Regions from separate parts of the Mus musculus genome. Here region 1 is linked to region 2. Evidence: chromatin loops called from intact Hi-C (ENCODE). Cell type or tissue: heart. All regions are shown on one strand.

Region 1 (8,000 bases), 55 kb before region 2:
CAAGCTACCTGCCAAACTTGTCATATGATCCCCCCAACCCCATACTGGGTCACCAAATCCTCAATTCCTGTGTGCAGGTGACTCTGAGCACGTTCTTGTAGGCAGTGTTGGTGGGTGGGAACATCCTCGAAGCCAGTACTCTTACTGCCACCATCCCCAGAGGAATCTGACACCCACAGCGAGTACACCTGGCCCCAGGTGAAAGGTCTTATGACTAAATCCGGTCCTACCAGAACTCTGATTGCTCCGACCTCCTCCCTGGCCCCCAGGCAGCTGTGGGCCTGGATTCTGAAGGAGTGATACAGACTTAATCACCAGGTGAGTAACCCTGGCCGGCTTCTTCCAGCTGCTTATTAATAGAATGGAGGTGTGTGTGCTCAGTGATAGTCTGGCTATTTGGGAAGTAGAGCTGGCTTGCTGTTCAGATTTTTGTCAGCTGGATGAATCAGGCTTAGGCCATCCCCCTTGGTCCTTTTCCAGTGGAAGACTTGGCGTGACGTCCCCAGAATACTTCACTTCCACAGCAAACTGATGATTTCACCTACCCCTTCCTGCTGAGGGATTTCATCCGTTCCCAGGCTGGCTGGAACAAATGAAGGAGTCCTGGGCCTGAAGCCTAGGAGCCCCTGATAATACGGTCTAACGTAGTTAGACTTCAGTCTTAATGCCTTTGTAATGGAAATACCAAAAGAAAAACTGGCACAAAGTTTGTCACCAACACCACTGTAATGGGTATGACTAGGTGGCGGCCAGGCTGGCACTGCTGTCATGAACCCCGGAGGAAACTGTCCTTTTACTTATTCATTTACTTTTGCTTCTTTTTTGGAGATTATAATATAATGACATCATTTCTCCCTTCCCTTTTCTCTCTTCAAACACTACTATATACCCATCTTTGCTTTCTTTCAAATTCATGGCCGCTTTTTTTAAAAGTTAATTCTTGTCATGTGTATACATGTATATACACATGTATTCCTCAAGTTAACCTCAGTCTGCACAATATTACTCGTATCATATGTTTTCAGGGATAGCCATTTAGTATTGGATACCAGTTGGTATGCTCTCTCCTGGGGAAAACTATTTTCCCTAGCTCTCTGTATTTCTTAGTTGCCTGTAGTTCTTTGGATAGGGTTGAGACCTCGTGCGTTTCCTCCCAACCACTTGAGCAAGTCTGTTGTGCTTTGTCTGCTTGTGGTGAGGCTTTATGAGTGTAGCTTCTGATGCTGTGAGGAGACACAATCCCACAGCGTGCTTCTTGGCCCTCAGATACTAACAGTCTCTCCTCCCCTTCATCTTTTTCTGTGAATGCCTTTTCTTGGTGTTGTTTCCTATGTCCCTCAGTGAAGGCCAATGACAGATCTCTGAGGGATGATGACGCACTGCCGTGTTCAAAAGTGGACTTCATCTGTATTTTTAGTAGAGTCTTTGAGAAGAGACCTCCACCCAAAGATTAGAGTTACAGAGCCCCAATGGAGACACAGCCCTTGCTGGCTTTTGTTTCAGTAAAACCAGAGGCATGAAAGATGTGTGCCAAGAATACCAGAATAGAAGGAAGGAAAAGGAAAGTGGAGACAGAACCACCCTGTTCTGGGATGGGGCAGGTTCCCAGGTGCTATGAACAACTAGGTCATTTCTTCTCCCTTCCATAGTGAAATAGAAGAGGGTTGCTATGTCCCCAGCCCCCTCTCCTTGTCTCCTGAGAACCCCAGCAAGCATCCTTGAGGACCCTTGGATACTCTCTTCCCTGCTGCATAGTCCTGAGCCCTTAGGAAAGCTGGAACACTCCTCTTGGGCACTCAGAGAGAACTTGGCACTGAGTCAGCAAAACATGGACACTCATCCACACCAACTTCAAGGAAACAAAGAAATGGAGGTTATCTGATTGGCCTTTTGTTGTTTATGGTGGTGGTAGTATAATGAAATTCTGGAGGCTGGGTATTAGTAAAGCAAAACGATTATCTTGGCTCAGAAGTTTGGAGGCTTGAGGGGTGGGGGAAGGTATTCGTGAAAAACGCCTGCACCTGCGTAGAGACCGATGCTGTCGTGGTCTGTGGGTACACAAACATGGAAGAGCACACCCTGCTTTCAAACAATCTGCTCTGCACCTGGGTACAGGGCTCCACACCAGTAATTCCGTCATTAAAGATGTGAGGCAGATGGACTAACAAAAGTTTCCAGGCAGCCTGATATAGTCTGAGACCCTGTTTCAACCCCAATCCCCCAAAACGAACCAGTCTGACCCAGAGGTAATCAGGCCAGTCCTATAGAGCAAGAATCTGCTCCTTCCTACAAAATGCCAATAATCCATTCTTAAGGTTCTGTTTCGAGATGCTGCAAGCCTTTGGATGCTATGAGTAGTGGAGACCCTTCCATGAGACAGGGCTTGAGGGTGATTCTGGGTCCTTGGGAGGGGAAACTACCATGATTAAGCACCTCTCACTAGGCTCCTTCTCAGACATTGTATTCAAGACTGAAGCCTGGTCATAAGTTTGCATGGATATGAGCCAGTCACACCATAGCAGATATTTCTTAAACACCAGGCTTGGAGGCCTGAGTTCCCCATCCCCATCTCTGTAACAGTGCCCTGCACCCCTGTATGAGACAACCATCAATACATGAGGTCCACACGGACAGGGGAGACTTGAGGATGTAGGTGCTACATGAATAGGGTCTTGGGGCCAGGAGAAACTTCTGAGCCAAGATAATCGTTTTGCTTTACTAATACCCAGCCTCCAGAATTTCATTATACTACCACCACCATAAACAACAAAAGGCCAATCAGATAACCTCCATTTCTTTGTTTCCTTGAAGTTGGTGTGGATGAGTGTCCATGTTTTGCTGACATGAGCTGCCTCATGCAACAACGCTTAACTCAGATAAAATGAAGAGAGAGGTCATATAGCCCCATAGTCCAGGTAGCCATTTGCTGCTGGGCTAGTCAAAAAACACACTGCTATTATGAAAGAAAAGTTTTACTAATCTACTGATTCAAGGGCCTAGAGAATTCTATCTAGACTGACTCAGAGTGATTCCTTAGTAAGCTCTTCAGGGTGGGAAGGCAGATCAAAACAAAATACTTTATCCCGTTAAACAGAGGTGAAGGGCAGTTCCTGATTCAGGGGCAGTTTTATTTCCAGCCAGTTAAGGTTGAAGAAGAAGCCTATAGAAGATGAGATGGGTACATGAGGGAAGGAAGTGTATGGAAATCACTTCCTGGAGTAGGAGGTCTAGACCACTGTGTTCTCAGAGATCGTTCCTTCCTTCCTTCCATAGGGACATTATTATGGGTGGAGTCTCTGCTGTCCAGGGGTCTCTGAAGGCTTTCTGGGACATCGCATGGTCAGTTCATTTTCTGTTCTAAGGTCTGCTCTGCCAGAAGGAGGCTCTTGGAGAAAAACCTCCTGGTCAGGAGAATGTCCCTACACCCTCCTTGGCCAGCGTGTTTGGTAGCTCTGTCAGCTTGAGTCATCAGCCTCGAGTCACCTGAGAATAGCCTCAAAGAGGGATTGTTTATATTGTGTTGACTTGTGGGCATGTCTGGGAGGATCTTAACTAAGTTAATTGATGTGATGTAGGAGGACCCAGTCCACTATGGGAGGCCTCACTCCCTAGATAGAAGGTCCTAAACTCTAGAAACGTGGAGAAATTGAGCAACGCATAGGCAAACAGGCAAGCAACATACCTGTGTTCATTTCTCTCTGATCTTGACTGTGGATGTTATGAACAGCTGTCTCAGCTTTCTGCAGCTGTGACTTCTCCCAGTGATACAGAAGTGGGAACTGTGACCTGGAAAAGGGAGTTGAAATAAACTCTTTCTCCCTTAAGTTGCTTGCTGTCTGGATATTTTATCATGGCAGCAGACTGTATCAGTCAGACTACATGTCATAGAGTCTTAGTAAATGTTGGCTTGAAATGGCTGCCTCTAGCCTCCAGCATGGCTCATGGCAAAAACCCATCTTCTCTGGGAACCCCCCAGATTTGGACGCAATCCTCTTCCACGATTTCCAGATGGCCCTCTTAGCAGACTAATGGCCAAAAGCTGAGAGCAAAGCAATCCAGAGAGCTGAGCAGAACTCCACATCTGGCTTTGCAGTTATAAATCAGGGAGCTGTGTGATCGATGACCAGGAACAAAGAAGGGAGGGTTTAGGTGGAAAGTTGATATCCTATACAGAGCAAGAAAAACCCATGTTGGAATTTGGAGTCAAAAGACCTCTCTGGCCTAAGGTTTTTCTCACCAGTGACTGGAAATGGTGGGGACAGTGACGGTGACTGCTGAGTAATCTGCATGGGTTTTTAATCAGGATACTGAGGATCCTGTAATAAACAAGGGCAGGAAAAGCCCTTTAGAGAGCACTCCTATAGGACAGTGTGGAGTGGAGCTCCACTTAGAGACTGTGGGCCCTGAGGGGAGCCAGACTCTGGTGGGTAGGCTGACTCTGAAAGGTCAGAAGGTCACCTGGTTTAAAGGTAGATCTCTTTCTAAACAATACTCAGCCTCAGTGTGCTGTGCTCTCAACTTCAAAACAACTCATCTACCTCTCTGGGTGCAGGCTCTGAGTGCCTTGGCAGCTGAGCTACAAAGTTTGCTAGCTGCCAGCTCCTTGGGCAGGGCCAGTACCTTGCACTGGCTTGCCTGTGTGTTCCCTCACGTCCCTCTCGTCTGCCTCGTTCCCCACACAGTCTGCACAGCCTCCTGACATACGGATAACCTCTGGCCTGAAGCCAGGTGCGTCTGGTTTGGCTGCCTGCTGGGCGGGTGGCTGTTAGCATCCCTGCCCCCACCCTCAAAAGAAACCTATCATTTCCAAACACAAGCATCAACTAACAGTTTAGTTCTGGTCTTAAACATTTGTAGTTCAAGGGCCTGGGTAGTTAGATCGGTCAGTAAAGTAGTTGTAGGAGCATGGTTGCTCATGCTTGTAATCCCAGCAGTGAGAAGATAGAAACAGGCAGATTCCTGGGACTCATGGACTTGATGAGCCCCAGGCCAATAAAAGAGAGACTATCTCAACAAACAATGTGCATGGTATCTGAAGAACAATACCTGATGTTGTCCTCTGGCCTCCACATGCACATGCATATACATATCCACATACATGCAAATGCATGCACGCAAACACACACACACACACACAGGGAGTGAAGCACACACATGGGCATCCAGACATCATAAATCAATACACACAGAGACACACAGCTTACTCTGCTATGCAGGGATTTTAGCCTGGTCTCTTCCATTGAACATTGGGGCAGCCTTCATTCAGTCAAGCAAGACAATTCTCCAATGGGGTCCACTACTATGAACAAAGTTTTCTGTCCTACTGAATACCAGAGAAAGGGACTATAGGATGGGTCATGAGTGGGTAAGAATACCAAGTTGGGTGATATCAATTGGCATAATTATAGTGTGTGACCACTATAGTGAGAATTTTTGGTTTCTTTGAAAACATTGTAATATTATAAGAATATGTTTTTGTTTAAACCCCAGGTGTGTGATATGGGGCTGGTTCAGATCACCTACATCAGCAAACTATGATTTGTCTCATGCTCTAGCAGGGACATGATTTTGCCAGCAGCCGATAGTTCCTGTGACTTTGTGACATTTGGAATTTGGGGGACTTTTCAGAGGATATATAAATACTAGTGCTTTGATTGGTGTATTGCTGGTTAGTGATTGGTTACTGTCTTGTTGAGATTTGTTAAGTAGTCATGCACAAAGAAGAAATAAGAAGAAGGAGGAGGAGGAAGAAGAAGAGGAGGAGCAAGAAGAGGAGGAGGAAGAGGAGGAGGAAGAGGAGGAGGAAGAGGAGGAGAAGAAAAAGGAGAAGAAGGAGGAGAAAAAGGAGAAGAAGGAGAAGAAGAAGAGAAGAAGAAGAAGAAGAAGAAGAAGAAGAAGAAGAAGAAGAAGAAGAAGAAGAAGAAAGTTGTTGTTGTTGTTGTTGTTGTTGTTGTTGTTGTTAGATATCCTGACAGCTAAGATGAAACTTGCCCCCAAGGACCTAGATGCCCATAATCAGCAAGAAGTAGCCTAATGATAACGTCACCCTCTTTTCCCTCTATCTTTTCTTCTCTCGTACCAAGTGTTAGGGGATTGAAAGGGTAGAATAAGGATAGAAGAAAGAAGAACCCACAAAGTAGCCAAACGTCCAGCTACAGCCTACAGAGGCTAGACCCTGCACCAAGAACCTTCCATACCTGGAGTCTCAGAACAGTCTGATTGTATACAAGTGTCATGCTAATTGTCAGCTCCTAGCGCAATGGTGACTAAGTATTTCCAGTAGTGGTGTAATCATCAGAATGCATTTCCTGCAGTTCTTAAGTCTGGAGTGCAAGGTCAAGGCTTCAGCAGTGCTGGTACCTCCCGAGGCTTAAGGATAGCCCTCACTTCTCACATCTTCAAGCAGCCTTTGCTCTTGAAGTACCTGACAGTATCCAAATTCCATCCTTTATATACCCCAATCCTATTCGATTAGCTCACCTCATTAACTTCATTTTAACTGAATTTACTTTTGAAATAGCCCCTGTCACATTCTGAGGTCCTGGGAATTAGACTTCATCTCATAAATTTAAGGGACACAGTTCAGCTTATATCACAGCTAGGAGAAGAGAGAGCCCAGATTTCATCCCACGTTGGAGCCCCCAAAGTCCATGCATTGCCTATCACAGAGAGTTCCTCCACAGGGTGACAGTGTCACAGAGGTCTGTGACCCTGGGTCTGGAGAAGGATGCCTGTGCTGGCTAGTTTTTATGTCAACTGGACACAAGCTAGAATTGATTTTAGAAGAAGGAACCCCAACTAAGAATGTGCTTCCACCAAATTGTCCTATGGGAAAAGCCTATGGTGCATTGTCATGCTTGGTGATTGGTGTGGGAGGTCCTAGCATGATGGATAATATTACTCCTGAACTGGTGGTCCTGAATACTAGAAGGAAGCAGGCTGAGCAAGCCATGGACAGATAGCCAGTAAGCAGCATCCTCCATGGTCTCTGCATCAGTTCCTGTCTCCAGGTACCTGCCTCGAGTTCCTACCCTGACTTCCCTGCATGATGGACTATAAAGTGCAGGATGCAACAAACCCTTTCCTCTGCAAGTTGATTTTGGTCCTGATGTTTCATTACAGCAATAGATATCCTAAGACAGTACATAGTCAAAGCAAAGGCTGTCAGGAGTTGTAGGTTTCTGTGAATAGTGCTGCCCCTCAGAGTTCCCCAATAGCACCCCCATGTCTGAGTATCTCAAAGTCCCATGCTTTGATGCTCAAATTGGTATTTTGGTATCTTTTTCCATAGTCAAGAAGGTCAGTGACCTTCCCCTCTGCTCCTTTGCAGCAGAAAAGCAGACAGGATGCCTAAAAGACAAGGTTCCTTTCTACCCAAGCCTGGTAGACTCCTCCCCATGGATTCTGAAGAACAACTACGGTTGGTGACTGTAATCTCTAAGAGGAAGAACAGATGGAAGCGCCTTCCTTTCCTTAGGCCCCAGAGACATCCTGACAGAGTCTAGCTGAGCATCCTACTGGCAAACATGTCTGGAACAAAGTCCCAAAACTGTGATGGACCACCCTAGGCTTCCTGAAGCATTGGGAACCACCAGAGCTACAAAGCCAACACTCATTCAGGACAGATGTTGGTCACTCTGGATTCTAGGCGGGGGAGTCAGAGGAGTACAGGTAAGCCCTTCATGTGGATTTGTTTTAAGAATAATGAATACATTAGTAGAAATGGGCAGATGAGTTCCTAACGCCCTTGTTTTGTGATCCATATCACTTAAAAGAATCACAAATCTTCATTCATTCTCCCGCCCCTGGCGACATTTGACTTTTAAGCTCATTCGAACCTGAAATAAACCATGCTTCTTGATGCCCTTACAATGTGAATGTATTTTGACTAATTAATCAGAAATGGTTGAAGGCTTCCAGGAAATATACTTAAAGGAAAAGAATGCATCTATTAATCTACTTCCTGCTTAACACTGGTAAAGATAGGATGCAATGGTTAG
Region 2 (8,000 bases):
AGCACAATAACTTTTCGTACGCAAGTGACACAGAGCACCTTGCTAACTTGTTCTGGCCTCAGCTAGACCTCTTTGCCAGTGGCTCTCAACCTACCTAATGTTTGCTACCCTTTAGTACAATGCCTCATGCTGTGGTGATCCCCAACCATAAAATTATTTCCATTGATACTTCATAATTGTAATTTCGATAGTGTTGTGAATCGTAATGTAAATATCTAATATGCAAGTATCTGATATGCAACCCCTGTGAAAGGGTCATCCAAACCCCCAAGAGGTTGTGACCCACAGGTTGAAAACCACTGTTGTATGGTGTCTGACAGAGATAGCAGCACATCAGGGCCAAGAAAAGAACAGACCAGCAGGGAGGTCACACTCCCTAATCTCTGGTCATTCCTAGACCATCTCATGCTCTGCACCCCTGACCTCTCCTGAATGTTCTTCTCTGTAACTCAGATTCAAATCCTTCAGGGACTTCCTGGAAGCTTCCCCAAGCTACAGTGACTTCTGGATGTTCCTAAGCTCCACTGACCTTCCACATTGAAGACTTACGTTCTTATTACCTAGCACCATCATTACCGATGGAGAAGGAGCCACCCAAGAGCCAGCCTTATCACAGGCTGGACACCAGAATTATAGTCATTTAGGGTCCTGCTGCTTGCTTCACCTGGAGTCTTCGCTCTGTTTTTAAAACCATTACACTCTGCCAGGCAATACTTTCCCCAGAGCCAGCTAAGTGGAGACCTTAAGATGGTTTTAAATCACAGGTTGGAAACACACAGCAAAGCTGCCGAGGAGAGGGGTAAGGAATTGAAAACGGAAGATGGGGGGAAGGGGCAGAAAACAGAGGAGGAGGGAGATCAAGAGGGAGAGGGAAGAAAGGAGGGGTGGAGAGAGGGATTGAAGGAGGGGTAGAGGAATAGGAGGAAGAAAGGACTGGGGGTAGAAGAAAAGAGGAAGCTTAAAATGTATAGCATCAACAGGGCCTACTGTGGCTGAATATGGACTACAGCCAGCCTGCCAATCAAGTTTTAGAGGGTACATTCTAGGCTGTAACAAGTAGTCCCATTGGGAGATCATCCTATGGAGGGTGTGGGGAACATTTAGAAGCTGTTCACAGGAGGCCAGTGCCCCTGCACAGCAGAGCCAGTCACCCTGGGAGCAGCCCCAGATCAGGACCAGATCTAACTCTAGGAATGGCGTTGACAGGAACTTGGGAGGTGACAGTGGGCAGGCAACAGAGCCTCTGGCTTCTGTTCTGTGAAACAGGACTGGTTATCTTCAGAGACAAGACAGGGATGTCTTGTGTGAAAGTCTAGTGAGCATAGAAACCAGGTAGGAGCCAGGAATGTGGGCAATACTCTGAAAGGAAGAATGAGTGCAGCTAGGGACCAGGTCCCCCACTTGCATGACTGGTGGGGTTTGCTGGGGGACTCCAGGTCTATGAAGTAGGAAGGCACAATGGAATGAGTGAGGGGAGCATGCATAGTGCAAGCAAGGCCAGGGATCTAGGGAGACTGTGGAGAAGTCCGCAAGTGGGAATGTGGCCACAGTCACAAGCTCAGCTTTCTCCTGAGCCTAGAGTCTTCCCATGAATGGCATTACAGGCACATGTTCCTAAGGTTTCTTCAATCAACTCAGGCAGTCTCCAGCCCCAGGGAAACATGGCAGCTCCAGTGACCGAAATGTGGAAGGACTAGAAGATGCAGGCATGACCATATTCAGGCCCCATGACAATTATACACAGACTTGAGAATACCCCACAAGTACATGCTCATATACATATATATGTTATATTTGTATGTATATATCTGCATGTGTACATGCATGTTATATGTATGTGTATACCGTATATGTATAATGCTTGCATGTGCATGCACAGTGTGTGTGTGCACATGCGTGTTGTGCACATGTATGTCACATGACATACTCTCCTTCCTCTTTGATGTCCTCAGAGTCAGGAACACTGCCCTCAAGCACTCACAGGGTTTGTAGCAGCCTTGGCTTGTACCCTGTGGGCAACCGATCCCAGGAGAGCAAAATGCCACCTTCTGCAAACTCAGCAAAGCCTTGGGGACCCTCACTGGGCTGATGGTTTCATAACTGCAGATGGGTGCTCCCAGGGGTCAGAGTCACGGCTGAACTGTGTCCATGCCTCTCCCCTAAATAGAAGTCTATGTTCTCACCCGAGACTAGGAATATGTTACCTTATATAGTAAAAGGACTTTAAACAAGTTTGTTTAAGTTAAGGGTCCTGAGACGAGGGCATTGCCCTGAGTCACCCTGATGGCAACAGTGTGAGGAAATCTGAGGGAAAGAGAAGGGTGACCACAGGTCCAGATGGTGGGTGGAGGAAGGGCATGGAATAGAAGCATGCATGAACCACCAGAAGCTAGAAGCACCTAGCAAGTGGATCCCCACGAAGCCTGAAGAAACAAACTAACACACCTTTTTTTTCTAGAAACACCCCCTTCAGTCAGCTGACCTCTCCAGAGAAGTGAGGTAATACATCTGCATGGGTTTCAGTCACTCACAATGTGGTGGACAACATAAAGGTGAATAAACCCTGCTTATGGCCCCCTTATGCACACCTTCAAGAACCTCTGATGGCCTACCCAAGAGGTGGTGGGCCCTAGGGCAGAGAAAAGGCTGAGCACTGGCCAGTGGGAAGGAGGCTGAAAAGAGTCGTCATATTCTTCATTTAGACGAGGTTCAAGAGCAGGTGAGGCATCAATGGGAGGGAGGTCTTTTTAAAAGAGAGAGTATGATGTAGCTCAGGTAGCCTTGCCATATAGCCAAGGATGACCTTGAATTTCCGATCCTCCTGCGTCTACCTTCAAGTACTGGGATAACAGAATTCCACTACAGTGCCTAGTTTCTGTGATGCTGAGTGAGGATCAAACTCAGGGCTTTGGGCATGCCAGGCAAGCACTCTAGCAACTGAGCTACATCCCAACTCCAAGAAGCTGGGTAATCTCTTGGGAGTGGATATTAACCAGGGAGGAATGGGAGGATGTCTTGGTCTCTGAGTGGATCTGAGATGCCCACAAATGTCAAATAGCTTCCCACCACCCTTGAGTTCTTTTCTCTGTGCCAGTCATCCTCTAAACAGATGACTGTGGGGAAAAAATAGCAGAAAAGGCTTTCTCAGCCTTCTTCCGTCTGTGCTCTCCCCTAGTTGCTGATTGAATGTTCAGGGACTTCCTGTGCAGAGGAGCCTGGGATATACCTTAGGTGGGCAGCACATGGGAACTGTTGGACTGGTTTGTAGCAACCTGCACTGGTCTGGTGGTCTCCTCATCCTCTCTGCCACCTAAGAAGTGTTAGGCCCAGGAAGAAGTTAGGGCCCAGCCCAGGGTCAAGACAAGTAGGCAAATAAATATGTCAAGGAATAAAATGATGGATGACCATACGCCAGCTAGATGGGAGCACGTTCTGTGTCATACAAACGGGGAGGTGGTGTTCCCATGTCCTTTTGGCTGAGCACCCACGTGGCAGGGAAGGAGCATAAAGAGGTATTATCAGCCTCCAAATCCTACTGAGATGGGAGGTGGCAGGGGTCACTGGCAGGCTATCTTCTCATCCGTGCTGGCCCCTTCCCACATAGAGTGCTTTGCCTTCTGCATGGCTTGTGTCCCAGGTCCCCAGAGAGAGAGGCACAGACAGTTAAGGACTGTTTGAAGATCTGCAAGAAACCACAGGAAGAACAAGAATGGAGAGCCTTGCCCATGTCTCTCCTTTTCAGGGGCCCTGTAATAGAGACTTTCTCTCTTGTGGATTCAACTCTAGAAAGAGCAGGGGGCGCGGTGTGGGTTCAGCTCTAGAACCTCAAGGGGGCCCTTGGCTGCTACTCTGGGATATGTGTATTCTTTCCTCTGTCCCTGCTTCGCGGCTACCTTCCCAAGCTGGAGAAGTGGAAGGCTGCGGTCTGAAGATCCAGGAGGGCGGTGGCTCCTCCGGCAGCCACGCCCACTTCAAGAGAGATGTGCTGCAGCTCACACCCTCCCAGAAATCACTAGGCCGGAAGTGGACTGAGCTTGGCCAGATCCACAATGGGCGGTGGTAGGGGGAGGGCTGGAACGTGCAGCCTGACACCTGCACCCTAGAAGTTTGTACACGGACAAGGCAGCCGCTCTTTCTTCTCAGCAGGGGCTTGGGAAACTCCTCCCTTCTCAACTCTCTCCCTCTCTATAAGCTTAATCAAGGCCACTGAGCTGAAGCCCCTGCAAAGTGAAAGTAACCTGCCTTGCCCGTAGTAGTTTTGCATAGCTACGTGAGACAACTGCTTCTCACCGCCCCCGCCATCCTCGCTTCCCCCTTCCTCCCTATCCCCCCCTCCACCCCGTGCTGCTGGCTGGGGTGTTAGGGTGAATCACTGTCCGACTCAGATCCCTCTTGCCCATTTTAGAGAAAGAAAGCTGAGGTAAAGAAAAGGGAGGTGAAATTGAGGGAGTAAAGACACCATAATCTTGACATGTGGCAAAGGAATTGAATTTGTAACTTTGTTTCAGCCAAATCTATTACATTCCAGAAACTGAGCTACCATGACTGCTAAGTAGGTACATTTCAGTATATATATAGGACATATAGGGTCCCACACCCTTCTTCTCAAGTTCAGATAAGTACGTTAACACAGCCAGGAACTGGAAACCAACAGAGATGGGATTTGAAGCCTGCTATTCTGAGGCTGGATTCTGGAAGTTTCCTCCATCAGTGAACTACTGTCAAAGGTATAGGATGTGCGGTTTTTGCTCCGGTCTGGCTCTCCTCGCTCAGCGCTTAGACTGCCTTTGCGTCTGGGTACCGGGATGCCCCTGGGGAATGGTGGGCTTAGGACGCTGACTGCCAGGTGGAGGAACTGCTGAGAGCGGTGCGGGTGGGGGTGGGGTGGGGAGAGATCTAGATAAACTGCCGCTAGATGAGAGATTCCCAGAGCTCCACATGCTGCAGAGAGGAAATTATCAGGACTAGTCATAGGACTTGGGGAGAGGCTAGGCTGTACAATGCTGGCTCAACAAGGTGTTTGGGGTGGGGTTGGAGTCTAGGCCAAGAACTCCGGAACGTTACCACTCTGCCATTCTTCCAGGGAAGGGCCCCACACACAAGGTAGCTGGAAGCAAGGATTCCTCTGTGGAGCTGAAGGTGCATGGGAAAACCCCCACCCAGGACAGCCATCCAGTTTCCCTCATGACTGAGTACTTGGTAGCCAGAGAATGATGGGCCCACTGCTTAGTTCTTAAAACTGCAGCAGACAGCAACACACCCCCACCTTGTCAACAACGTTTCAATGAAAGTCACAGCCACAGGGTAAGTGCTAGGCAGGTACCTCTGCCTTCTCTCCTGTCCCGTTTTCAGAGAGGGTAAATTCTCTAGAGGGGAAACAGCTTCTGTTTTTAAATACTGATTCATTTTGGAGAAAGCTAAAAAAAAAATAGTTTTAGGAAGCTGGAGAGAGAACTCAGTGGGTTCTAGTGCTTGTTGCAAATCCATAAAGACCCGAGTTCAAATCTCTAGCAGGGTGTGGCTGGACAGGACACCCGAAGTCCCCACAACCAATGTCCTCCTCTGGCCTCTGCATGGGGATACCTCCGTGCAGCACCCGCCTACACACACACACACACACACACACACACCCCATTTCAGTCTAGTGGAGTGGTTCTTGAACTCATAAGGTAGAAGCAGAAGATTCAGGAATTCAAGGCCATCCTTCACTGCATAGTGAGTTTGACGCCAAAACTATAGCTTGCCTCTACTCCCAGACCAAAAAAAGCAACAGGAAAGAGATTTATTTAGAGAAGGAGCAGACCTCAGGTAGAAGCCACCCACGCTCTTCCTGGCATGCCCTCCTGGGTTCCCTGATTCACCACTGACACCGTCGTCTCACAGTTACTTTTGTATAAAATGTGAATTGATGTGACTGGCAGTCTCTTTCCTCCCTTCAGAAAATAGGCTTCCGGAGAAGGGATGTTCTGGACTCCTGCTAACCATAGAAACTGCAGGGTCCAGATTGTATCTGGTACATAGTAGGCAGTCCGTAAATTTCTGTTTGATGAGTGAATGATAGCTGCTGTCACAGTAATAACAGTGCGAAGAACTGACTAAAGAGAGAAGAGCAGGCAGGGTGTCTGGGGAGGGGCTCCACACAGACAATGTCAAAGAAAGAGTCACCTAGTAAGGAGAACAGTCTGTGAAGCCACTCTCAGTAGGTTTGTAAGATGTCACCCATGATGACCCACAGCTTGGTAGCTGTGGCAGCTGTTGGCACCAGTGACTTCCTGCCTTTTCCTGTGTACCAGGCACCAATCCCTGCGTCTCTCCGCCCTGCTCCTCAGTCCCTGTTTGAACTGGAAAAATGGTTATTGGTTCACCGCTCGAGAATACGATCACTACCACAATTTAAAGCCGAATTTGAAGCAAACTTTAATTAAATACATGCCAGGAAGATGGACTCTGGCCAGGTCTACCCCTTGGTTCCCAGGAAAATGGTCACAAATCACTTTTTTTTTTTTTTGCTGGGACTTAAAAGGTAAAACCCATAATTCACCACATTTCCCACCAGGTCCAATCAAGGGCAAGCATACATCTTGATGTATTTCCTGCCCTTGTACCTTCTGCCACATTCGATCAAGCAAATCTGGTGCAGACAGGTCAAACAAATGTAGGGACAACAGGAATGTATTCTTCACTACAAACAGAACTCATCTCATAACCTGCCAGGCATATTTCGCCTGTTTTGGTCTCCTGGATACTCAAAACTCATCACTGCAAAGATCTGGAACCTTTCAGAGTCAGAGTGGAAGGGCACCCCAAGAGGCAGGGTGCAGTAGTGCTGCCTGCTTTTGGTGGATGCAGAGGCCCAGTAGGCACAGCTCAGGCCACCTGGGCCAATTGAGCCAGACCCTCTCCATAAGTGTATCACTGTGTTGGTCAGTGTTCCAGAGCCAGGAAAGGCCATGTTACATCCTCCAACATCACATTCTAATTGAGTGATCTTGATCCATAAGAGTCCCTATTCAGATATTGGCTTTCTACAAGTTCTGGCACACATGAGCATATATATGTGGGTGAACACACACACACACACACACACACACACACACACACACACACACACACAAGGTATGTTGGTATGTTTTGCCTAATGTGGTTAATATGAATATTCATGATTTACATGCAAAATCCCCCTTTCTAGATTTAGCCTGTTTCATATTGAATCTGGAATGTAGAATGTTCCCCCTAAAGGTTCATGTGTTGAAAACTTGGGCAGCAGATGGGAGTGTCATTCAGTGGTTGGTCGGAATGTCAAGATGTGTGTCTAGTTAGAGGATGTATATAAGCCCTTGAAAGGAATCTCTCTGTCTTTGTCTCTGTCTCTGTCTGTGTATATGTGTGTGTATGTGTGTGTGTATGTATGTATGTGTGTGTGTGTGTGTTTGCACAAATGGAGATTGGAGAATGTCTTAGTTAGAGTTTTACTGCTGTGAACAGACACCGTGACTAAGCCAACTCTTATAAGGACAACATTTAATTGGGGCTGGTTTACAGGTTCAGAGGTTCAGTCCAGTATCATCAAGGAGAGAACATGGCAGCATCCAGGCAGGCATGGTGCAGGAGGAGCTGAGAGTCCTACATCTTCATCTGAAGGCTGCTAGCAGAATACTGACTTCCAGGCAGCTAGGAATAAGGTACTAAAACTCACGCCTAGAGTGGCACACCTACTCCAACAAGGCCACACCTCCAAATAGTGCCACTCCCTAGGCCAAGCATATACAAACCACTATAGAGGATAACCTTAGGTGTTGGTCTTAACCTTTTGACTTATCTGAAGCAGTTTCTTCCTTTCATTGTGTGCACCAGGCTTGTTGTACCACAGTTTCCAGTGATTGTCTCTGCCTCCCACATCTCTGTAGGAGTGCTGAGATTAGCAGTAGGAACTACTACATCCGATTTTATATAGGTTTGGGGGATTAGAACTCAGATCTTCACAGTTGTTGTTAATCCCA

The links. Hi-C counts contacts between places; a loop is a spot of excess contacts. Peaks named below come from ENCODE experiments on the same cell type or tissue, not always from the same donor. Only the 100,000 strongest peaks of a DNase experiment are listed, where the experiment ranks them.
Region 1: it touches region 2 in a loop (2.0-fold over the local background); 10 of 42 quality-filtered maps call a loop at or near these places.

The regions. Positions count from the first base shown.
Region 1 is chr15:66,980,323-66,988,322 of GRCm38, forward strand. It overlaps Gm2895 (a long non-coding RNA gene), which reads left to right. Exons shown (of 3, transcript XR_875396.3): 2 at 7,331-7,671. Among named protein-coding and RNA genes, the nearest start is that of Gm2895, 15 kb to the left of the region's middle. In heart, no CTCF peak of the experiment used is centred here; a DNase peak (open chromatin) is centred at 4,689; H3K27ac peaks cover 1,330 bases.
Region 2 is chr15:67,035,527-67,043,526 of GRCm38, forward strand. It overlaps Gm31342 (a long non-coding RNA gene), which reads left to right and starts at 4,067. Exons shown (of 3, transcript XR_384160.3): 1 at 4,067-4,727; 2 at 5,084-5,304; 3 at 7,543-7,582. In heart, a CTCF peak has its summit at 6,811; DNase peaks (open chromatin) are centred at 4,025 and 4,925; H3K4me3 peaks cover 1,562 bases; H3K27ac peaks cover 1,765 bases.